Regions from separate parts of the Homo sapiens genome. Here region 1 is linked to region 2. Evidence: chromatin loops called from intact Hi-C (ENCODE). Cell type or tissue: mammary epithelial cell. All regions are shown on one strand. Each heading gives the region's core, and the rest is flanking DNA. Links, peaks and the distances in the headings are about the cores only. Region 1 overlaps DIS3L2 (DIS3 like 3'-5' exoribonuclease 2). Region 2 overlaps DIS3L2 (DIS3 like 3'-5' exoribonuclease 2).

Evidence for each region. Hi-C counts contacts between places; a loop is a spot of excess contacts. Peaks named below come from ENCODE experiments on the same cell type or tissue, not always from the same donor. Only the 100,000 strongest peaks of a DNase experiment are listed, where the experiment ranks them.
Region 1: a loop joins it to region 2, with 1.9 times the contacts of the local background. A loop is called at or near these places in 1 of 110 quality-filtered maps.

The regions. Positions count from the first base shown.
Region 1 is chr2:232,053,914-232,066,119 of GRCh38, reverse strand. The region is part of intron 5 of DIS3L2 (DIS3 like 3'-5' exoribonuclease 2); the gene reads right to left. Among named protein-coding and RNA genes, the nearest start is that of DIS3L2, 98 kb to the right of the region's middle. In mammary epithelial cell, for the core only: no CTCF peak of the experiment used is centred there; a DNase peak (open chromatin) is centred at 4,659; H3K4me3 peaks cover 365 bases.
Region 2 is chr2:232,209,587-232,221,792 of GRCh38, reverse strand. It overlaps DIS3L2 (DIS3 like 3'-5' exoribonuclease 2), which reads right to left. Exons shown (of 21, transcript NM_152383.5): 10 at 11,388-11,467. Among named protein-coding and RNA genes, the nearest start is that of MIR562, 43 kb to the right of the region's middle. In mammary epithelial cell, for the core only: no CTCF peak of the experiment used is centred there; no DNase peak of the experiment used is centred there.

The DNA of each region.
Region 1 (12,206 bases), core at 2,359-7,358, 150 kb after region 2:
AGAAAACATAAAACAGCCTTTATTCACAGACAATATATATGCAGAAAATCCTACAGAATCTTTAAAGATGTACTAAAACTAATAACTAGGTTGCAGGACATTATAAAAAATATATACATATACATATACAAAAGTCAATTTCTATATACTAGATATGAACAACTGGAAAATAAAATTAAGGGGATAATTTCAATTATCATAGTATCAAAAACATGAATGATTTAGTAAGAAATCTAACAAAATATATGCAAAACTTATACACTGAAAACTACAAAATCCTGTCAAAAGAAATTAAAGAAGACCTAAATAAATGGAGATAAATATCTGTTCATGGATTAGACAACTCCAATCTATGCCATTTGGACCCCAAATTGATCTACAGACTCAATGCAATCCAAATAGGCTTTATGCATAGAAGTAGATAAAGTCAATTCTAAATTTCCCATCAATATACACAGGAGCCCAAAGAGTCAAAAGAATTTTGAAAAACAAATACCACTAAATATTAAGGCTTACTACAAAGCTACAGTAATTAAGGAAGGATAGATAAATAGATTAATGGAACAGAATATAGAGCCTAGAAATAGAATCACATTTATATAGTAAATTGATTTTCAATAAAGATGTCATGGTAATTCAATAGGGAAAGGAGTCTTTTAAACAAATGTGCTAAAATAAGTAGATATCCACAGGAGAAAGATGAAATTCAGCCCTCACTTCACACTATATATAAAAATTAACTTGAAATGGACAATAGACCAAAAAGTGAAAATTCAAACTACTATAAACCTTTTATAAGGAAAAAAAAGAGACTTGCAGAAACAGAGTAGAATGGTGGTTGCCAGGAGCTGGGGGGAAAAAGAAATGGGAGCTGCTGGTCAATGAATATAAAGTTCCAGTTGTATAAAATGAATTAAGTTCTAGAGATCTGCTGCACAGCATCATGCATACTTAAAAATACCATGCACTTAAAACTTTGGTAAGAGGGTAGATCAAGTTAAGTGTTCTTACCACAATTTTAAGAAGAAAGAAGAAAAGGAGAAATCTTTGCAACTTTGGGATAGACAGAGATATATTAGATAGGAAACCAAAGGCATAACTCATTAAAAATTTTGATAAATTGGATTTCACCATAATTTAAAACTTCTGCTCTGCAAAAGGTACCCTTCAGAAATTTGTGTAGCAAAGGACTTTTGTCCACATTATATAAAGAACTCTTACAATTCATTAAAATGAAAGCCAAAAATGTATAAAAGACTTACACAGACACATCAGAGAATAACATATATATTAATGGGTGTAAATACAAAAAATACTCAGCATCATTTTGTCATCAGGGAAATTCAAAGCAAAATATAACAAACAATAACAAAGGAGATAACACTATACATCCACCAGAATGGCTATAATTATAATATGTGGTGGTGAGGATGTAAAGAAACTGAATCTCTCATATATTTTTCATGGGAGTGAGAAATGGTACAGCTACTTTGGAAAACCACTTCATAATTTCGTATAAAGATAAACATATGCTTACCATATGATCCAGCAATTCCACATCCAGGTACCTACTTAACCAAGAGAAATAAAAGCATATGTTCTTACGATGATGTGTACAGCAGTGTTCACAGGGGCATTGTTCTTAATCATCAAAAACTGAAAACAACCAAAATGTCCTTCAACTGGTGAAGAGGTAAACAAACTCTGAAACATCTATACAATGGAATACTAGTCGGCAACAGTGAACAACATGGATAAATTTCACATGCGCACGCTAATAGAAAAAAGCCAGACTCAAAATTATTCCATTTATATGACATTCTGGAAAAGGTAAATCCACAGGGATGCAAAACAGATCAGTGGTTGGCAGGGGCTGTGGGATGAGGGGAAATGTTGACTTAAAAGGGATACAAAGGAATTTTCGGGAGTAAAGAATGCTTTTCTATCTTCATTATGGTGATGGTTACACAAGATTTTAATTCATAGAACCGGACACTTAAAGGGAGTGATTTTTTACTATATGTAAATTATACTTCAATAAACCTGAGCAAAAAGACTATATGAACCAAATAAATTTTTTTTTATACCAAAGCCAAGCAAACTCAGCATCTATACACAGGAAAAGTGCAAAACTCCATAAAAACACCCAAACTACAAGCCAAGGTTATGATCTAAAGGTATCAAATATTTTTTATTCTGATAAAACTTAAAATCCAAGAAATATTTATCAAAATTTTGTAATGTGCAGAGCATCTATTAGGCATCAAATTACTCCCACTTACAGTGAGGTGACGCTTCAGTTAATAAGGCATTTTCGAAAACCACATCGCTAGTATTGGCCTATCAACACCTAGAAATAAGTACACCCACAAAGCACATCCCTAACTATCTTCAAGCAGAAGCAATCATCAATCAAATGGTATAAGCTTTAGGAAATGAAGGCAGTGTCTTGCTTCCTGTGAGATGACGAAGGAAAGACTTAATTAACATGGCAGAATGCAGCATAGGTCATGAGAATGGATAGTGATGAAAAAAGATGTCATAGTTTAAAAAGTTCAAGAAGTAGGCATGTTTGCAGAACAGAAAGTAGACAGGTGTCACTGCAGCTGGAAGCTTCTGAAGAGGCACAAAAAAAACAAAAAATCCACTAAGGAAGAATGAGCTCATCCTTGCCAAGGAGGGCCTTAAATGTCATTCGTATGTACCTTAAAACGCACAGGCACATACACACATGCACACATACACAGTTTCTTTTTTTCTCAACTTGATGCTTAAAAGAAAGATAGCCATCAAGAAAGAAATCAAAATAGAAATGTTATAACATTCTAAACACAAGTAGAGTTGAGGTTCTTGTATACTAAGTGCCATTGATCAACTGGCTATAGGACTTTACATAGAAAAGCTAGAACCTCCAACTTTCAAAGGAACCATGTTCAAAAATAACATGGTGCAATGGGGATGGGGAGGTGGGAGCAAGGAGCCAGGCCCTGAGTGAGGAAGCAGGAGCCTAGCAAGGACTGAAGCCTGGAGTGAAGCAGGTGACCTAGTGATACAGAAGACAAGCAATGGAAATAGATTAGTTACAAACAGGAATGAGCAAAAAAGTAAATATAATGTGAACAGTAAGAGCCAGGTTTCTCACTGTCAAAGAAAGGGGGTACAAATGTGGGAAGGGGGAAACCAGAACAAACCCTATGGTGTTGTGTTAGAATTGGAGATATCCATGTGAAAAGGAAGGAAGGAAGGGAAGGAAGGGAAAGGAGAGAGAGACACAGATAGATAGATGAAGATAGGGTAGGTAAGATAGGTAAGGCAGGCACGCAGGCAGGCTGATAGGAAGGCAGGAAGGAAGAAAGGAGGGAAGGAGGGGAGATACATACATGTCTTTCCTAGTTTCTGTTCATTAAGAGGGCTTGGGAGAGTCTGGATATCTCCATTAAAAGGAACTAGGGAGTCTTAGAAAAAATGGCTGATTCGAGGGATAGCAAAGAGAAAGTTACAGGATGAGGTGGGAACATCACCAGGAAATAAACAAGTGTTCAAAGAACGATGAGGACATGTCCAAATGGCACAGAGATCAACTTGGGGGGCTACCACTGGTCAGATCAGGGGCAGTTTGAACAATAATGATAGTAGTACATTACTCTTCAATAAATAATTATAGTAATTGATTACCCCTCTGAGAAGCAAAATAATCTGCTCTTTCCCAAAGAGCATCTCTATACTAAACATACCCACTTTCCAGGAACTGTGAATTCAAACATTCACTCAGTGGTGTGGTAGTGCCTTCTCTCCCTTCAAGAGGCCTACTATCACTTCCACACCTAAGATTCCAGCCTCGAGCTTCTAGTGGATCATGACAACATGAATGCCTGTCTCTAGAATAAGCCACCTAAAACTAGACCAGGCAAGGATGGAGAAGCTGCCTCTCAGCTGAGATGACTCCAGAGAAAGCAACATGCATCCACCTCTGAAGCCAAGGCCGACTTTCCTTCATCTCGGCATAGCGGCCCCCCAACCCAGCCCGCCCCGTAGCTGAACAGGATGACTCTGGAAGCAAATTTCCTATGATCTCTGAATAAGTAATGACCTAATTTTAAAAAAATATATCTGTCTAAAGAAGTTGTTTTCTTTTACAAAGAAAGAAAAGTTGTTTAGCTTTATAAACCAAAGGGCTGTTGCCGTTTTAACCTTGTTTGGGCCCAAGTGTGGTACAGCATCAGCACCTTGAAGAATAAGGAGTGGTGAGGGAAAGAAGCATGTCCTTAATGAGGTAGTTCCTTCTCCACCATGGAGACTTTATTTCTGAGTAACTGTATATAACCCAACATCATTTCTAATTCACATTTCACATAAAGTCATGTTTCATTTCAGACCAACAAGACTTCAAATGTTCCCTGTAGGCTCTCTGCACATGAACTGCACTTCCATGGGTCAGAAGTAATACAATAGAGGAAGGTATTGCCAACTCTGAGGCTAGACTGGCTGCCACATATAAAATTATCCTGGAGGCAATCTGCTTATGAGATTGAATGTTGAAGAAAAAGTAGACAATAAGAAGAAAAAAACCTGGCCACAAGCTGTAAAATGCAGTAGAACTATACGTGTACGTGTGCTCACAATAACATAAAAGCAGGGAGCTTATCTTCATTGTGGTTGATCTTTTCAAGCTAAGACCTGCCCAAAGATTTGGGAAGAAAGTTACATTAACAAGAAGCTCTCCAGCTTCACGGACTAAGTCTCCAATCACGCAAGAAACATGTCTTTGCTTTCCCTTCTTACTTTCTTTGAGGACACCTAAGCCAGGTAACAAACAGAAAGCTATTTTTCATCAACTAGGAAAAAGAGACAAAAGAGTCTCTTTAGAGTTACACAGTCCCTGAGCAGCCCCAAATGCTGCTTTCAAAATGAGCTGCTAAAATCTGTTCTTAAATAAGTTGCTCGGGAAGTCCTAGCTAGAGCAATCAGACAAGAGAAAGAAACAAAGGGTATCCAAATTGGAAAGGAAGAAGTCAAAGTATTCTTGTTTGCAGATAATATGATCTTATATTTGGAAAAACCTAAAAACCACCAAAAAACTATTAGAGCTAATAAACAATTTCAGTAAAGTTTCATGATACAAAATCAACATACAGCAGCATTTCTCTATGCCAACACAGAACAATCTGAAAAATAAATCAAGAAAGTAATTACATTTATAATAGCTACAAATAAAATTAAATACCTTGAAATTAGCTTAACCAAAGAAATAAAAGACATCTGCAATAAATATTATAAAACACTGATGATAGAAATTGAAAAAGACACACAAAAAATGGAAAGATATTCCATGCTCATTGGTTGGAAGAATTAATAATGTTAAAATGTCCATACTACCCAAAGCAATCTATAGATTCAATGCAATACCTAACAAAATACCAATGATATTCTTCATATAAATAGAAAAAAATCTTCAAATTTATATGAAGCCATAAAAGACCAGAATAGCCAAAGCTATCCTGAGCAAAAGGAACGAAACTGGAAAAGTCACATTCTACCAGACTTCAAATTATACTACAGAGCTATAGTAACCAAAACAGTATGATACTGGCATAAAAACAGACACATAGAGAACAGAATAGAGAACCCACTTTCTTCAATAAATGGTGCTGGGAAAACTGGTTATCTAAATGCAGAAGAATAAAATTAGAGCCCAATCTTTTGCCATATACAAAAATCACATCAAAATGGATTAAAAACTTAAATCTAAGACCTCAAACTATTAAACTACTAAAAGAAAACACTGAAGAAACTCTCCAAGACATTGGAGTGGGCAAAGACTTCTTGAGCGATACCCTACAAGCACAGGCGACCAAAGCAAAAACGGACAAATGGGATCACATCAAGTTAAAAAACTGCACGGCAAAGGAAACAATCAACAAAATGAAGAGACAACCCACAAAATGGAAAAAAACCCACAAAATGGAGAAAGTGAGGAGACAACCCACAAAATGGAGAAAATATCTGCAAACTATTTCGCAGATATCCCTTTACAGATGGCTGACAAGGGATTAACAACCAGAATGTATAAGGAGTTCAAACAACTCTATAGAAAAAAAATCTCAGCAATGCCACTACTGGGTATACATCCAAAAGAAAATAAATTGTTCTACCAGAAAGATACATGCACTCATATGTTCATTGCAGCACTATACACAATAGGAAAGACATAGAATCAACCTAGGTGCCCAGTCCAATATTGGACTGGATAAAGAAAATGTGGTACACATATACCATGGAATACCATGCAGCCATTAAAAAAGAATGAAATCACGTCCTTTCCAGCACCATGAATGAAGTTGGAGGCCACTATCCTAAGTAAATTAGCTCAGGAACAAAAAACCAAATACCACATGTTCTCACTTATAAGTGGGGGCTAAACAATGGGTACTCAGGGAAATAAAGACAGCAACAGACACTGGGGACTCCCAGAGGAGGAAGGAAGGGATAGGGGCAAGAGTTGAAAAACTACTGGGTACTATGTTCAATACTTGGGTGACAGGATCAGTCATACCCCATACCTCAGCATCACACAATATAGTCAGGTAACAAACCTGCACATGTACTCCCGGAATCTAAAATAAAAGTTGAAATTATTTTTTAAAAAATTTGTAAAAAGAGTTGTTCTGAAGTCACCTAAGATTCAGGGCTTATGCTGGGTTTGGTGGTGCTATTATTTTTGATAGTTAAGCCAATGGCGAGCCTTGTGATAGTACAGTGGTAGAGTATCTTTTAAAACCAACAATTTTCTAAGCATATAAGTCTAGAATACAAATTTCATATTGTTTTATTTGAATCATTTTAAAAGCTTTCATCTTTTCCCTACTTTGATAGAAGCATAAAAAATGAGTTCAATGTAAGCTGGTTCTGCCATATAACCTTACAGTTTATGCTGTTGCAAGAATTCTTCTGAAAATTATCCTGGGCAGAGCTTTTTGTATACAAAATATCAGCCAAGAACAAATTTTTACAGCTGACTTCTAAACCCTTTGAAATTGCATTCCAAAATGGAAATACTGACAGATGCTTTACCCCAGAAGCACTATTTTAATATTTCTAGCTTTTCCAAAATACAAGACTATGAACTCAGGATCAGCATGTAAAAAAGAAAAAAAATAAGTCATAAGTTATAAAACCATTTAAGAAAATGGGCACAAATAAAAACATGCTTTATGAATCAAACATGTTTAGATGCATCTACCTGCCATAATTGTTACATTTAATTCTGCAATGCTTTCTTACATCACTGAGTCAGGATTTCAATCAGTAGAAACCTTAACCCAAGGATTCTTCACGATCAATGACTGACTTAAACCTGGATTTACACCCACTCACACATATACAGAGTCCAGTTCTGTGTGCACACTGGGAAAAGTAGGGGCATTATCTAACTCCTTATTGACTCAAGAAAGAGGAAGGCTGTAAAGCAGTATGAGTCTGGGAAAATTTGGAAGCGCAGGAAGCCATGTGTGGTAAACAGAAACTCAAAACAAAGATAATTGGTGACAGTGACATCCCAGTACATAGCATAAAGGTTAGGCATAGTAGACATTTGTGGCTAACCGAATCTTTCCCCTACACCTTCCACAACCTGCAAAATTAGCTTACTAGTTCTAATTAGAAACAGAGAATGTTACTCCCCCACTCAGTACCCTCCACCCAGATCAAACTACATCTATGACATAACCACTACCAAAATGCTTGTATTTCCTTTGGATTCCAGAAGCTCTATGATAAGAGGAAATGGGCACAGAATTAGAGCCGTCAAGAACCGAGGTACTGGCTTTGCTACTCAATACTTAACTTGAGGCACATTCCAGTTTCATCAATTTTGAAATAAGAAAGTGAAAAATCATTACATCTCCAGCTTCAAGACTCTACCACTCTCATAGTGAAACCATGGAGGAGGAGATGTAAAATATAAGTGACATGTCAATGAGAGCAAGGACAGAGGGTGAGTTCACTTATGGGAAGAAATATTTAACTTAATTTTGTGACCAAATCTGCTTGTGTTCAAACTAACCATTGCAATTACAACATAACTATTTGATTATATTTGTGTACTGGTTAAAGGAAATACAGAGGAATGCCATTAATTTTTCTCCTGTTTTAAAGTAAACACTTTTGGGTAATATAACTCATTTTTAATTACATATAGAAAAATACACAAATCATAAATGCATAATATGATGAATTTTTACAAAATAAACAATGCCCACATACAACACTAACCAAGATGAGGAAACAGAGTCTCACTAGTATGTCAGTTTTCTATGCGACACAAAAACCTACCACAAACTTAGCAGTTTAAAACAAGACACATTTATTATCTTACAACTTCTGTGGGTCGAGTATCTCGGTATGGCTTAGCTGGGTTCTCTAGTGGTGATCTCAAGGCTGTAATCAAGATGTTTGTCAGCTGGGGCTGCTATCTCATCTATGGTTTAACGATTAGGGTCCTAACGGAAGCCTGGGTGGCTGTCGGCAAAATTTGTTTTCTTGGAGCTATAAAACTCCTGGCAGTTTGTTTCTTCAAGGGCAGCAAGAAAAATCTCTAACTCCTGGATGCTATTTTAAAGGGCTCACCTGATGAGGTCAGGTCCACAAAGATAATCTCTCTTACGGTTAACTTAAAGTCAGCTGATTAGGGACTTCAATAACATCTGCAAAAGCCCTTTACCTCTGCCCAAAATTGCGACTTGCTCATAGGAAGGATACCCCACCATATTCGCAGGTCCCACCCACACTCAAGATGATGGAATTAAACATGGTGTGTGTATTTAAGGAGGAGAATCTTGAGGGCCACCTTACAATTCTGCCTGCCAGAACCAATACTCAAGACGTTCTTCTCTTGCCCCTTTCAATTATTGCCCCTTCAAAGACAAATAATATCCTGATAAAACTATAGTTTTATGCTTATAAGTAGAACCATAAGCAGTTTTGTGTTTGGCCATTAGATTCATACTTAATTGCTGCACATTGCTGTAGTTGATCCATTCTCTCTGCTGTACAGTATTCTATTGTATATACATACCACAATACATCCATTCTACTATTGAGATTTGGATGGTTTCCAGTTTGGGGCTATTTTATATAATATTCCTAGGAAGATTCCTAGACATATTTTTTTGGTGTACAAATGTACCCATTACTGTTGGGCATATACCTGGGAATGAAAATTCTGGGCCACAAGATAGCAGCAGCTTTAGCAAATGATGCCAAGCAGTTTTCTGAAGCAGCTACACTGACATTCCCACTAGCAGTATATGAGAATTCCAGTTACTCTACACCTCACCAACTCTTAATATTGTTTACCTATTTATTTCAGCCCTTCAGGGAGATGTGAAGTAGTACTGCATTATGGTTTTGATTTGTGTTTCCCTGATAACTGATAAAGCTGAGAATCTTTTCCTAAGTGCATTGGCCATTTGGATAGCTTTTTGTGAAGAGCCTGTATCAGTCATTCTCCCATTTTTCTATTTGTTGTCTGTTTTTTTTCTCAATTATGTCAGGGAATTCTTTATAAATTCTAGTTAGGAGTCGTTTGTTGAATATATATCTGGTTGCATACATCTTCTCCCACTGTGCAGATTAATATTTACTTTCCTTGTGGTATTTTTGAAGAGTTCTTTAATGTACTCCAATCTATTAATTTTTCTCCTTCATGGTTACTGTTTTTTGTTTGTTGTTGTTGTTGTTGTTGTTGTTGTTGTTTTGAGATGGAGTCTTGCTCTGTCACCCAGTCTGGAGTGCAGTGGCATGATCTCAGCTCACCTCCACCTCCCAAGTTCAAGCGATTGTCCTGCCTCAGCCTCCTGAGTAGCTGTGACTACAGGCACACACCACCAGGCCCAGCTAATTTTCGTATTTTTAGTAGAAACGGGGTTTCACCATGTTGGCCAGGCTGGTCTCCAACTCCTGACCTCAGGTGATCTGCCTGCCTCAGCCTCCCAAAGTGCTGGGATTACAGGTATAAGGCATCACGCCTGGCCTATTTTTTGTGTCCTGTTTAAGAAATTTTTGGTGCCCCTAAAGTCATGAAAATATGGTATTATGTTTTCCTTGAAAAGCTTTACTGTTCTACCTTTCACATTTAGTTATTTTATCTACCTAGAATTGATTTTTGTGCATGGTATGAAATAAAGGTCAACATCCTTTTTCTCCAAGTGGGTAGCCAATCAGCCTTGCACCACTTGTTGAAAAGAGCATTCTTTCCTCCACTGCAGTGCACTGTTCCCTTTATCATAATCAAGTGACCATATATGAGTCTATTTCTGGACTTTCTATCCCATTCACTAGCTTATGTGTCTCTCCTTATACTAAATACCAAACTATTGTAACTGTGCTCACTTATGGTAAGTCTTGATGTTGGGCAGTTTAAGAACTCCAGCTTTGTACTTCAAAATTGTCTTGGTTATTTTGGTCCTTCACATTGCCATCTATTTTTAAAATCAGCTTGTTACTTTCCACACACACACAACAACGATTGCTGGAATGTTGGCTTGGATTCTGTTAAATGCAGCAATCAATTTGGGAAGAATTAATATTTTTACCATAATGAATTTTACAGTCCATGACCATTTAGTTAGAGCATCTTTAGCATCTTTTGATAACATTGTGTCGTTTGCAATGTTGAGGTCTTGAAAACTCTTTTTTACATGCTAACATAAGGGTAACATTTTTTCTTTGTTGTTGATATATAGAAATGCAAATAATTTTTGTAGGCTGACTTTGTATGTAGCAGCCTTTTAAATTCTCCATGTATACAATCAACTAGTCTGAAAATGATGAGTACTGTCTTACTTTCCCAATCCTCATGTCTTTTTTCTTGCTTTATCGCATTAACTACAGTCTACGATATAACATGGAATAAAAGTAATGATAGTGAGCATCCTCGCTTCATTCCCATTATCAGAGGGAAAGCTTTCACTGTTTCAACATTAGCTATGATGTTTACTGTCGGCTTTTGTAAGGAGCCTTTATCAGATGAAAGTCTTCTTCTATTACTAGTACTTATCATGAATGGATCTTTAATTTCATCAAGTACTTTTCTACAGAAACTAGAGTAACCATAGATTTTTCCTTTCTTCTGGTAACGTGATGAATTACCTTATTTGAGTTTTGAATAGTAATCCTCCAATCTTACATTAGTGGAATAAACCTTACCTGTTCATAATCTATTATCCCTACAACATATCTATGGATTCAATTTTCTATTATTTTATTTAGGATATTTGTATCTGTGTTTATAAAAGGACTTTGCCTACAATTTTCTTATATTGTATTATCTTTGTCACGTTTTGATATCAAGGGCATACTGGCCTCAAAAAACATTTTTCTGTTCTCCAGAATAGTTTTGTAAGATTGGTGTTATTTATCTGTTTTAAACATTTGGAAGCATTCACTTGTAAAGCCATTTGACACTGGACTTTTCATACCTCAAAAAGGTGTCAAATAAGTCTCAAATGAATGAGTTTAGGAAAGCCATTTAACTTACTGGTTCTATGACAAAAATCATACTTTAAGCATATAATACTATGGCTGGTTGGTTGTTCTTTCCCTAATGAATTTAGAGGTCTCTGCTAAAAGAAAAAAATTTTCCTTTCAAATTAGAAAAAGGTAAAAATCACTTCTGGCTTTTGCATTTGTTAAAATAGTTTCCAAATGTTAAAGTATTATTTAAATCTTCTATGGTTCTTAAATAAAGACAGAATAGGTTTTGAAAATAAGCCTCTATGGATCCATTTTGGCCTAACAGACAATATAAACTTTCTGTATGTTCCATGAGGACAGTACACTATGTTATATTCAATGATATGTTCTCTTATCTGGTACACAGTAGATGTCCAAAATAATATTTGTTGAATGAATTGTCGCATCACTGAAGAAGAAAAGAAACACTGATACTGTCATATTATGATATAATTAAAAAATATAAATGTGTTCTTCATCCCCAGTTCCTAATACAGAGCTCCTAAAAACCCCAGGAATTTTCTTAGTGATGGGGTGAGAGGAGCATCTTTTGTTATTGGTAATAAGCCCTTTTCGAACATACCTCAGTTTATGCTAATGAGGGACTCTTGGAGGATGGGGCCAGCTGCCAGAGAATGAATCATGTGATTAGAGGGTTGGAACTTTCAGCCCCACCCCCTGACCTCCAGAAAGGG
Region 2 (12,206 bases), core at 4,556-9,555:
TTTCACTCTTGTCACCCCGGCTGGAGTACACTGGTGCGATCTCGGCTCACTGCAACCTCCACCTCCCAGGTTCAACTGATTCTCCCACCTCAGCCTCCTGAGTAGCTGGGATTACAGGTGCCCGCCATGCCCAGCTAATTTTTGTATTTTTAGTAGAGACAGGGTTTCACTATGTTGGCCAGGCTGGTCTCTAACTCCTGACCTCAGGTGATCCACCCGCCTTGGTCTCCCAAAGTGCTGGAATTACAGGTGTGAGCCACTGTGCCCAGCTGGAATTTTTCTTTTCCAAGATCTACTGATGAGTGATCAGGGTTCCCCTCTAAAATACAAAGCGCAGATTTTATCCTCTTCAGTGAGCTGAATCCTGAAATGCTGCATTTCAAAAGGATGCCCTTCCTGAAAATTGAAGACTGTACCATGGGAAGCACCTCACATTTAATTAGGAAAGTTTAATCTGTTAGCTGCTGGAAACATAAACATATGTAGCTTAAAAATAAGATCTACATGCACCATTTAATTTAACAAAAAACGATGCTTAAAATCTACATATAAAGTTGACTTTCATTTTTAAACTGTCACCTGATTTCTGAATTCCGGTCCCTTGGCATTATCTCCATATACCAATTTAACCTCCCAACTACATTCCCAAGAGATGAAAATTAAAAACAAACTTTTTTTTTTTTTTTTTTTTGAGATGAAGTCTTGTTCTGTCACCCAGGCTGGAGCACAGTGGCACGATCTTGGCTCACTGTAGCCTCCGCCTCCTGGATTCAAGCAATTCTCCTGCCTCAGCCTCCCGAGTAGCTGGGACTACAGGTATGTGCCAGCACACCGGCTAATTTTGTATTTTTTAGTAGAGACGGGGTTTCTCCATGTTGGCCAGGCTGGTCTCCAACTCCTGACATCAGGTGATCCACCCGCCTCAGCCTCCCAAAGTGCTGGGATTACAGGAATGAGCCACCATGCCCAGCCTAAAAATAAACTCTAATTTCCAATGTCTCACCAACATGGCATTAAGATCTATCTGCTACCAAAGGAATACTTAGATTTTTATACTATCAAATTTCTATTTCTTTTCTTTTGTTTTAGATGGAGTCTCGCTTTGTCACCCATGCTGGAGTGCAGTGGTGCGATCTTGGCTCACTGCAACCTATGCCTCCCGGGTTCAAGCGATTCTCTTGCCTCAGCCTTCCAAGTAGCTGGGATTACAGGCGCGTGCCACCACACCCAGCTAATTTTTATATTTTTAGTAGACATGGGGTTTCACTATGTTGGTCAGGCTGGTCTCGAATCTTGCCCTGGTGATCTGCCCGCCTCGGCCTCCCTAAAGTGTTGGGATTACAGGCATGATCCATCGCACCCCGCCCTCAAATTTCTATTTCTCCCAACTTATAGGTGAGCACTGCCACTGAAGAGATACTTGGTGTTTGTTTGTTTATTTATTTATTTATTATTTAACAACACCAAGAGATACTTGGTGTTGTTAGAGACAGCCTCACTGTATTGCCCAGCCTGGAGTGCAGTGGCGCCATCTTGGCTCACTGCAGGCTTGAACCCCCAGGCTCAAGTGGTCTTCCCACCTCAGCCTCCCACGTGGCTAGGACTACAGACGCACATCACTATGCCCAGCTTATTTATTTATTTATTTATTTATTTATTTATTTATTTATTTATTTATTTTTCTGTAGAGACTGGGTTTTGCTACGTTGCTCAGGCTGGTTTTGAACTCTTGGCGTTAAGTGAGCCTCCTATCTTGGTCTCCCAAAATGCTAGGATTATAGGTGTAAGCCACTGCAGCTAGCACTGTACTTGGTGTTTAAAGGCATTTCTTAACTAGTAAGACTATTTGCCAATATAACTAAAGGGAAAAAACATTTGGCTTTTAGATCACAAATTTTGTTTTACTACCATGTTAGGGTTCATTCAGGAAGTTAATTTTATCAGAAAATCAGCACTTATTGAATTTGAAAATAGCAAGGATACAGGCAGGAGGGAGGTGGAGGAAATGACAAGATAAAATGAAGACATGAGTTGCTGTGGAAGCCTGTAGGGATGAAAAGGGAAGAGCAGTGCAGACCACGCAAGACACCTGGCAAGGAAATAAGAGGAAGGAAGTGAGCCTCACGTGGGCCAATTCACAGAGCTGAAGTAACAGCAGCATGAACATAAGATAAACCCAGTGATCTTATAGGTACCACTGAGACATGACAGATGGAGTGAAACACTTGAATGGAATAAGGGAAAGGTATGCCCAATTCCAAAGAAACAGACTTATTTTAGGAGAGAAAGTGGATGAGACTTATATGTCAGGATATAAACCCACAGGCAACCCACAAAACAAGGACAGAAGTACATGGAAATAAAGGGGCAAGGCAAGAACCAGAAAAAGGAGTGAAACACTGAAGGTATGCAATAGGTTGCCTGGCTAGATCTGACTAGACCAAACAATTTTAAAATGCAGGGTAGCAACCAGGAAGTAGAGATATCCAAGGTACTCAGGAAGTAGAGATATCCAAGGAACACCCTGCTCTTAGGAAATAAGCAAAAAAGGGAATTAAATCCAGAAGTAATGATGGTTATTGCTATATCCAAGACATGAAGAATACTTGCTGGTAGGAGAAACAGAAACAATGCATTCTGCTAGGAGGAAAGGAAAGTTCTGCGGAGGTTTATGTTGTTCTTAGAAGGCGATTTCATCTGACAGAAGGAGGCAGGGAGGCAAGACCTTGTAAGCAGAGGGAAAGGAGCAGGCAGAGGCCTGGAGGCAGGAAAGGGCACAGGAGATCAGCAGAGCCTGCAGTGACCAGCCCCCACTGTGCGTGTGTTAAGGGAAGCAGCGCTGGGAAGTGGGGTGGCAGGAGAGGAGGCTGAGGACTCATCTTACAGGGCTTTGGTAACAAAGGTCTGCTAAAGAACTGCAGACCTAACCCATAGGTACAAGCAGGTTTTCAAACAGAAAAGCTACATGATCTGGTCCTTGTGCGTGCCACGTAGGAAAGATAACTAGACAGCAAGGTGGACGGGAGACAGTGAGGAGGGAGGGAAATTACTGAAAAGACCATGACAACAGTCTGGAGAGGAAAAGGAATCAAATGTGATTCCAAGATTACTTTGTAAAACCTTGGTTGATTAGACGCCAGCTGATGCCATCATAAAAGCAAGAGGCGGAGAAGAAACAGGCTCAGAGGGACCCTTGTCCTGCTGCCCCTCCAGCTCTCCCTCCCAGGAAACTCCCAAGTTTGGTCTTGAACTCCTGGCCTCAAATGATCCTCCCACCTCGGCCTCCCAAAGTGCTAAGATTACAGGTGTGAGCCACCACACCCGGCCTGAAACCTCCAAGAATGGATCACTGCAACCTCTGTTCCCACACCTCGGAGGCTGAGAATTACTGAAGAAAAATCTTATTATCCTCCAGACTTTGTAGGATTCAAACCCAGACATACCTGAGCAGTGTTTGCCAATGCTTTGTCTGATGGATTCCTGGTCAGTTCTCTATACTATCTGTGATGTGCACATGACATGGACATATATGTGTGTGTGAGCATGCGTGTTCATCCGCGGTTCCTCGCTTATGACTCCTACAGCCCTTATTACAGTCTTTTGTTAAAATGTTGGAGAGCTTTAGGCCACTGAATCTCTCTGACTTTCTCCTGCCCTCCTTTCACCCGCTTCTTTTTCTCCCCAAGGCAGGACTCTAATCTTCCCCTCTTCCCATTAAAATGTTCTCTGACCTACCTTGCCTGATTGTGGGTTGGAAGACTTCCATTTTAAAAGGGGTCCTGCCCTATATCCTGGAAGAGGGAATGCTGCACAGAGAGGCCAAGAAGCATCTGCACAGGCCTTGCTGGGTTTCTCCATTCAGTCTGTCACTGAGATCAAACGCTTTTTGCCCAATCACATTTCTACATGGGTGTCCATGCTTCAATCATGCCTATCGAATGAAGCCTCCATAAAAGGCCCAATAGGACAGGGTTCAGAGAGGTTCTGGAGAGCTGAACACATGCAGGTTCCTGGAGGGTGGCATGCCTGGGGAAGGCATGGAAGCTCCACATCCCTTCCCCCATACCTCGCCCTAGGCAACTGTTTATCTGGATCCTTTGCAATATCTTTTATAATAAACCACTAAACTTAAGCGTTTCCCTGAGTTTTCCGTGAGCCACTCTAGCAAATTTATGAAACTCAAGGAGGGGGTTGCAGGATCCCAAACTTATAGCTGGTCAGTCAGAATCACCAGTAAACCACCCTGGAGCCTGCAATTGGCATCAGAAGCGTGAGGCAGTCTTGTGGGACCAGGTGCTCAATCTTTGGAATCTGATGCTATCTCCAGGCGGAGAATATCAGAACTGAATTGGAGGACAACCTGCTGGCATATGCTGCAGAACTAATTGCTTGCTTGGTGTATGGCAAAAAAGCACCCAAGTATTTGGTCATAGCAGTCTTCTGTGTTGATTGTTGCAGGGTGGCAGCAGGGGAAAGGCAGTCTGTGTTGTTTTTTCCCACTCAGACTATCTCCTTCACCACTCCGTCAGCCCTCTCAGCAGCATTCGGCTTTCTACTTCACAGTGGAAGCAGGTATGGCCAGGTGTGATCCCTCATCAGCAGGGACCCATCAACTATGTCTTGCCTCTCTGTCTCATAGAAAGAGGTGTTGTGGCCAGGCGCGGTGGCTCACACCTTTAATCCCAGCACTTTGGGAGGCCAAGGCAGGCGGATCACAAAGTCAGGAGTTCAAGACCAGCCTGGCCAATATGGTGAAACCCCATCTCTACTAAAAATACAAAAATTAGCCGGGTGTGGTGGCAGGCGCCTGTAGTCCTGGCTACTCGGGAGGCTGAGGAAGGAGAATCACTTGAACCCAGGAGGGGGAGGTTGCAGTGTGCAGAGATTGCACCACTGCCCTCCAGCCTGGGCGACAGAGCAAGACTCCATCAAAAGAGGGGAGGGGAGGGGAGGGGAGGGGAGAGGAGAGGAGGTGTTCTTCCTTGGCCTTACCTTCCACTTATGCTCTGATTCATCTCCCACCTTCTTCTTCAAGACCCTGCAAAACGATCAACTCTTCTCATGCCTGTGTTTTCAACTTTTCCTTCTCTGTCATCTCCTAGTTCTCAACATAAACATATCAAATATCTTGCATCTTAAAAGCAAAGAAAAAAGCCACCTTTGACCTATGTTAGTTAGCAAGTGATGAGTGGTGAGAAAAAAAAAATGGAAAGGTGGCTAGGTGAGAGGGGTGGAATCAGAGGCAGAATGGCTAGGGAGGCTTCACGGAGAAGGTGACCAATCAAACCTGAAAGGGAGAGGTCAGCCATGTGGCTTTGCAGGGAAAGGGGAAACCAGGCACAGGGGACACCAAGTGCAAAGGTTGTAGAGCATGAGAGGGGCACTGATGCCTGAAGGGCTGGGCAGTGAAAGATGAGTTAAAAAGGCGACTGGAGAAGAAAAGCCCACATTTAGAGCCAAGAGCAGGCAGGGTCCTTTGAGTCCAAGGAAGAGTGAGTGAATTTCAAGGAGGAATAGCAGACTAAAGAGCCAAGTGCTGTAGAGATGCTTAGTGAACTGAGGCTGGGGCAACCTGTTGCAGCCAGCATTCTGAAGCCACACTGTAAAAGGGATAAGGAATACACGGGAAGTGAGAAAGCAACGGGAAGTGAGAAAGCAACAGCAAGTAAAGACAACTCTTCCAAGGTGTCCTGACAGACACAAGTGAAAGTTCTAGAGCTGGAGCAGAGTACAGGAAGGTTTTATAGGATGAGGGAGACTTCAGGTGGTACAGCAAGAGGAGGAAGCAGGGCAAAGGGAAATGTAAAGGGGCTGGGGTGAATGATTGCTGGGGAAGAGTCTTCCCAGAGGTGAGAAAAGAGCCCAGGAAGAGGGTCTGGCCTGGCTGCTAGAGACATGCACGAACCTTTTCACTCAGAAGCCCCAGGGCTCTCACATGTCCCGTTTCTTCCCAGTAGCAGGTCCAGTGACTTCATCTCAGCCCTTTGCTCTTTAAAACAACTACCACCCCATCCTATCCCTCAGGTTTTCTAGCCAAAGCCTGGCACACAGGGGGACACAAGAATTTCTGGCTCCTACTTCCTCACTGCCTCCAAAGGTGATCAGTCAATATAGGAAATTCTCAGCAGGTGACAAACACAGCCATTTGGGGAGCCAGAGAGTTTATTAGGAATTCTCTGAAATCCTTACAGGCACTGCTCCTAGACTCTCACTCTATTCCCTTATTGCTATGGGCTCCCAGGAACAAAGCTGTCTGCTCCATCCTCCCCAAAAAATGTCATGCAACCAGGCAGGCTGCAGAGACAATCCAGGCAGGAAGACTGGTGCTTCCTTGAGCACAGTAGGTAATGTCCACCCCAGAGGCCCCTTAGGCTGGATGCTGTTCTAACTTAACCAAATATTTTCTATGCAGATAGTGGGACAGACCCTTCTTTTTTTGAGTCAGAGGGCTGCACTCTGTGGGGATGGGAAATGTGAGCGGGCAGCAGAGCAGAGGGCTGTGCACCCGGGGCTGTAGTTTCATGGTTCAGAGAGGAAAGCAGCAAGGAGGAGAGATGGACACGAGGGATGTGACTATGATAGCCAGCTGGGCATTCCATAAAGACCTCTGCTAAACTGTGGTTAAGGTGTAAACTCCAATTTCCAGAAAGCCTCAAGGATAAGTGGATATGTTTATTTCTTCTCATTCATTTATTCATTCACTCCTTTTCCCCTAGTGGTTTTTGGTATGTCCACAAAGTTGTGCAACTATCAATTATCTAATTCCAGAACATTTTCGTCACCCAAAAAGAAACTGAAACCCATTAACCATCATTCCCCATTCCCATTCATTCATTTCTAAGGCCGGGCTAGGGTAACCCTGTAAGTTCAACAGCAGAGTACATGTTAGAGAATACAACTTTAGAGAAACAAGATGCTGGAGAAGTGAAGTTCAATTTCCTGCAGGATCTGCTGGGAGCCTGAATCAACGAAAAGCGAATAAAGGTCCTAGCTTGTCAGGCTGACAATTTTCCCTCAGAGACTAAGGCAAAGCCACAATGCTTGACTAATTGAACAGAATGGGTAGCTGTTACTCTGAACCCAGTCCTGCCCAATAAGGAGGAACTGGCAAGGAGAGAGTAGGCCCTGATAGCCAGGGAGGCGCAGTCTGGATACAGGTAGCCATGTACTTCAGACTTCATAAAAGCAGAAGTGACTCCATGACATGGGAGATGGGCTCACACCTCATAACCCACTGGACACCAAAGAATATTTAGGATGCTAAGTTGAGAATTTTTGACTCAGAAGACACATGATAACTGTTATCTAGTAACTGATAGGTTGTCAAATGAGACACTAGATTTGTTCTATAGGGGCCCGAGAGGCATAAATGGGACTAATGAGTGGAAAATTACAGGAAGAGAGCACTGTTTCAGATCATTACAGGGAAGGATTTCCTAATAGTCAAGCAATCTTAAGGCAGAATGAATTGCCTCTAAGGTAGAAAGTTCAAATGCAGTCTGGACATTCCATAAGTGGATGCAGTGGAGGTAATTCGAAAACCAGAGAGTGATCTGACAACTGTGGCATTCCCACACTTCAGCGTTGAGGTCAGCTGTGAGGTATGCTGCAAGTGATCTGTACAATAATAAAACACTGAGGCACACGATTTACTGTCTCCAGATTCTGGGTTATCACTATAACGCCACTCCTATTCACTTACATTACTAAATATTTTCTTGAACAAAGGTGAAAAACTCTACATTGCTGGGTAATGCTCATGGGAGTGTTCTCCTGAAGTGTGTTTTTAGGATAAGAAAAGTGGAGAATTACCAGGTTGGAAACCAGTAGAATCCCTTCCAAGCTGAGATTTCATGAAGATAGGTGGCACCCTCTCCTCCGCCTGCAACCTAATTATGATCTATTGGTAGACAGGTGGTCACTGTGATTTGCTGAATTGATCACTGGAGTGTCTCACCTGACAGACACTGGTAACAAGTCCTGGGAGTACATCTGAACTCTACCAAAAGGGAAAGTAAGGACTAGGTATGTTATATTTGTCTGCTTTTCACAGAATGGTCATTCAGATAATTTTAATGAAACCAAAGGAAAGTTAAACTTTACACTTAAAAAAAAAAAAAAAAAAAAAAAACTACAGATGATATAAATAGACCGAGAAAACACTATTTGTTTTTTGAAGCATTGAACATTTTTCCCCCTAAGCAAGAATTGACATGAACTGGTAACTACCTCAACCTGAACTTAGCCAACCTCACCCCAATCCAAACTGGAATTGACTTTCCCTTTTCAACTCCTTGGATAAATGGCCCTGGCAGAAACTGTTGTCACAAAGGCCAACTGTAGAAGTGCCACCATAAAACTGTTTGCCTGACCAACTCAGGCCGTTTCAGAGTCTTCCCTGACTCCTTTTCCATGTCCTTTTCCTGCTGCTCTGCCAAACTGCTCCTCAGGAATGCAAGAAAAACTAAGTGGATGGAAGGTATCTGATCACCTGGTGCAGTAGGCTACTGAGCGGCCTGTGATTTCTGGCACCTCATAATATTTTTGTATTACAAAATTTTTTCATTATACAACTATTATTGCCACATTATAAAAATTTGGGAACTAGAGAAAGGAAAAAAAATCACTTATGATCCCATCATTCGAATGAAATCACTGCATTTTGGTGCATTGCTTCCTCTCCTCCCGGGCTCTTTGTATATAGTTCCACGGACTGCATCTATTTAGCTTGTTTATACACACCTCAGCTCCCCTACAAAGAATTTGCAGCAACTAACATAAATAACATCAGACAGACAACTCCATGCCAACATACTCTCTCCCAAACCAGCTTGTACTCCTGATTCCCATTTCTAACTTATGGGTTCCATCTCCCAGTCATCCAGGTTGAAACCTTGGCACCATCTTGGACTCCTCTCCCTCAACCCCAACATTCATTTCCATAGATTCTTCTGTCATTATCCCTTTCTCACATCTGTCCTTCCCACTCCAACCCCCCCTATTGATTTTGCTACCATCTAGTCCAGGTCCACAACTATTGCAATATTTCTCTGACTCATTCCCCAGCCTCTAGTTTCTCTCCTTTTCCTTGCAATGCTAAATTATTTTCCTCTTTTTGAATGCTCTCTTGCTGAACAACATCTGCTTGCCTTTCCATTGTCCAACAAACAAAAAACACTATTTGGTCTGAAAATTTGTCCCGAGTTTGTCCCCAATCTATCTTTCCTATCATATCTTTGACCACTTCCTTTATGAAACCTCTGCTGACACACTTGGGCCCTAGACATAAAACCACAGTGTATGCAGTGAGTACGGCAGGACATGTGCCTGCTCCCTGGAGACCCTGCAAGGTGCAGGGTTCCAGGCCAGCTGAGACAGAGGAACAGGTAGTAGATGTATCCGTCTGCTATTATCAACTATGAAAATGGACAAAACAAATGAAGCAATTGTGTCTAAGCATTACACAAACAGTAGAGGTGTGAACCTAGAGGTAAGGCAAATATGAGGAATGAGGTCCACGGTCACCTGGCTTTCAGCCTAGGGGCACTTTCCACACTGTGGCTCAGGGAAGTGGTGTCTATATGCCGAGCAGGTATGCCTAAGCCTCTGCATGCAACAGAGATTGCTAAGAATGTAAGAAATCAAGCCAGTACTTGCTTTTTGAAGTAGGCTGCTTCAATTTTGGATTTTAAAAAGATATAATTTCTCTAAAATTTCCAGGGGACCTTTTCTCTTGTTTCTTTCAGTTTTCTTTAGTTGAAAATATTGAGGCTCAGCACAGTGGCTCGTGCTTGTAATCCCATAGTGGCTCGTGCTTTGGGAGGCCCAGGCAGGAAGACTGCTTGAGCTTGGGAGTTCAAGGCTGCAATGAGCCACTGCATTCCAGCCTGTGTGACAGAGTGATACTCTGTCTCTAAAAATCGATTAATTAATTAATTTTTAAAAAGAAAATATTGAGCAATCTTGCCCATAGTTTCAAGGAAGATAAAACCAGTCTTAGGCAATGTCTTCTATCTCTCAGCCTTCTATCTACTAAGCTTCCCCATCTATTATAGTAGAGAAGAGATTACATACTGAACCTACGGCGTTCTGTGTCAGTGGGAAATATGAACATCTTTGCAATGTTTTAAAACACTAGGCCACTAGGCCATCAACGCTTGGTGGCAGACTGAAACTGCAAGGGTGGATGTCCACATTGGGCAAATGTCAAAGGCCATGTTAGTGCCAAGGCCATCTCTGAGGATGACCAAAGCCAAAGCAGTCACCCAGAAGCCACCCTAGAGAGGGGCAAGAAGTAGGTAAAAACTAGAAGCAGCACATCTGGGGCATTAGAAAAGGGATTGGGGGTGCTGGGCATGGTGGTTGACGCCTGTGATGCCAGAACTTTGGGAAGCTGAGGTGGATGGATCACTTGAGCCCAGGAGTTCAAGACCAGCCTGGACAACATGGTGAAACCCCATCTCTACCACAAATACAAAATATTAGCCAGGCTTGGTGGCACACACCTGTAGTCTCAGCTACTTGAGAGGCTGAGGTGGGAAGATCACCTGAGCTTGGAAGATTGAGGCTGCAGTGAGCTATGATCATGCCACTACACTCCAGCCTGGGCAAAAGAGTGGGACTCTGTTGAGAAGAGGAGGGGAGGGGAAGGGAGGGGGAGAGGGGGAGGTGGAGGAGGAGGAGGGATTGGAAGGGTTCACTTTTCTCATATCCTACACATTTTTTCTTTGAGAGTCAATTGCTGCATTCCCTTCCTCCAACTATAATTTCCAAAGACAACTAGCCTCAATCCCACTTTTACCTGCTCAGTAACATCCCAAAAGAATGTTTAAAGAGCCCTTATCAGTTTGCCTTTCTCAACTTGCTGGATAGATGAAAACCTACTGGGAGTAGCCCAAGCTTCTCCAGCTCAGCCCTAGAGAGGCAGTTCTCAGGGAAGGTGTTCCTGCTACCCACCGAGAAGCATGCCTTTGAAGAGTACCCCTTCAATCACGTTATTTGGTGTTAAATTCAGGTAAAGAACCCTATGTCTCTCCCAAGCAGAGCCCTTACAAGCTTTCTTTCTGTGATACCTTACACCAACACTGGAACCATCTGAAGGGCCAAGGCTTGGAATTCATTCTTTAGCACTCACTGTTGCCCCTTCTGAAGCCCAAGAAGAGTCTAGTGGGAGGACATTTCTCATTCTCACCCTCACCAATGTCACCACAGGAACACAATCTTAAGGTCACATAGTTGTAAAGGCTCAGAGGCCTATGGCAAGTTCAGGCACGAAGCAAACCTAGCCTTGCACAGTATGCTGCCTAGGCAGCACAGGGCAGCCAGGCTAACCACACAGGCATGCAGACTGCCTGCTACCCAAGATGCTATAGAAATTTCCATCCTACCGTCAGCGAGTGGCTTGCAGGAGAGGGCATCATCGAGGTCTCGGGCGGTTGATGGGTCAATGGTGAAGATACAGTCTTTTCTAGGAAAGAGTGAAGAAACAATTAGCAATGCCACAAATAATAGCAACTTTACCCCACCATAGTACAGCTTTAAAGAACAGTGAATTTTGCATATGTGCTCTGTTAGGGAAAGTGAAAAATAACTTCTACGAGAATGAGATCTTTAGTTAAATGTGAGACTGAGAAGAGACAAATGGGTGAGTGACTTTCTCTTCCTCTGTGTGAACTGGCACCTACTTCTCCTTCACCCCAAGCCAGAAGAGATGTGAGTGGGTGAAAATCAGGCTGCTTCCATGAACGAGGCTTCTCAAGAAGAGTTGGCCAACAAGAGGGGCAAGTTACTTTGGTAAATTACTCTTCAATTTACACTTTGGTAAAATATCCTTCTCCAGTGACTTGTGATACAGGGGGATGGGACCCAACAATAAGCTTCGCAAAAAAACTTTGGGCCGTAGAGTTAACCATAATAGAAGTCTACCTGGAAACAGCACAAATCACAGTTTGTTTCCACAGAATAATTATATATTTCAACCAAGCTCATACCAAGTACACCATGTGCCCATTTATCTTTGCACAATATCCTTACGAACATCACACTCTTACCCTGTGAAACTCCCAGACATTCTCATTCTGTTTTACAGTTTCCCATATAGCATGCCTGACTCAATCCACCCATTCCCACCATGTAAACACCTAAAGATCTTGGCAGCAGCTGTCCTTGGCTCTCCATACCTCCAGCCTTTCCTGCCCGAGGACTGC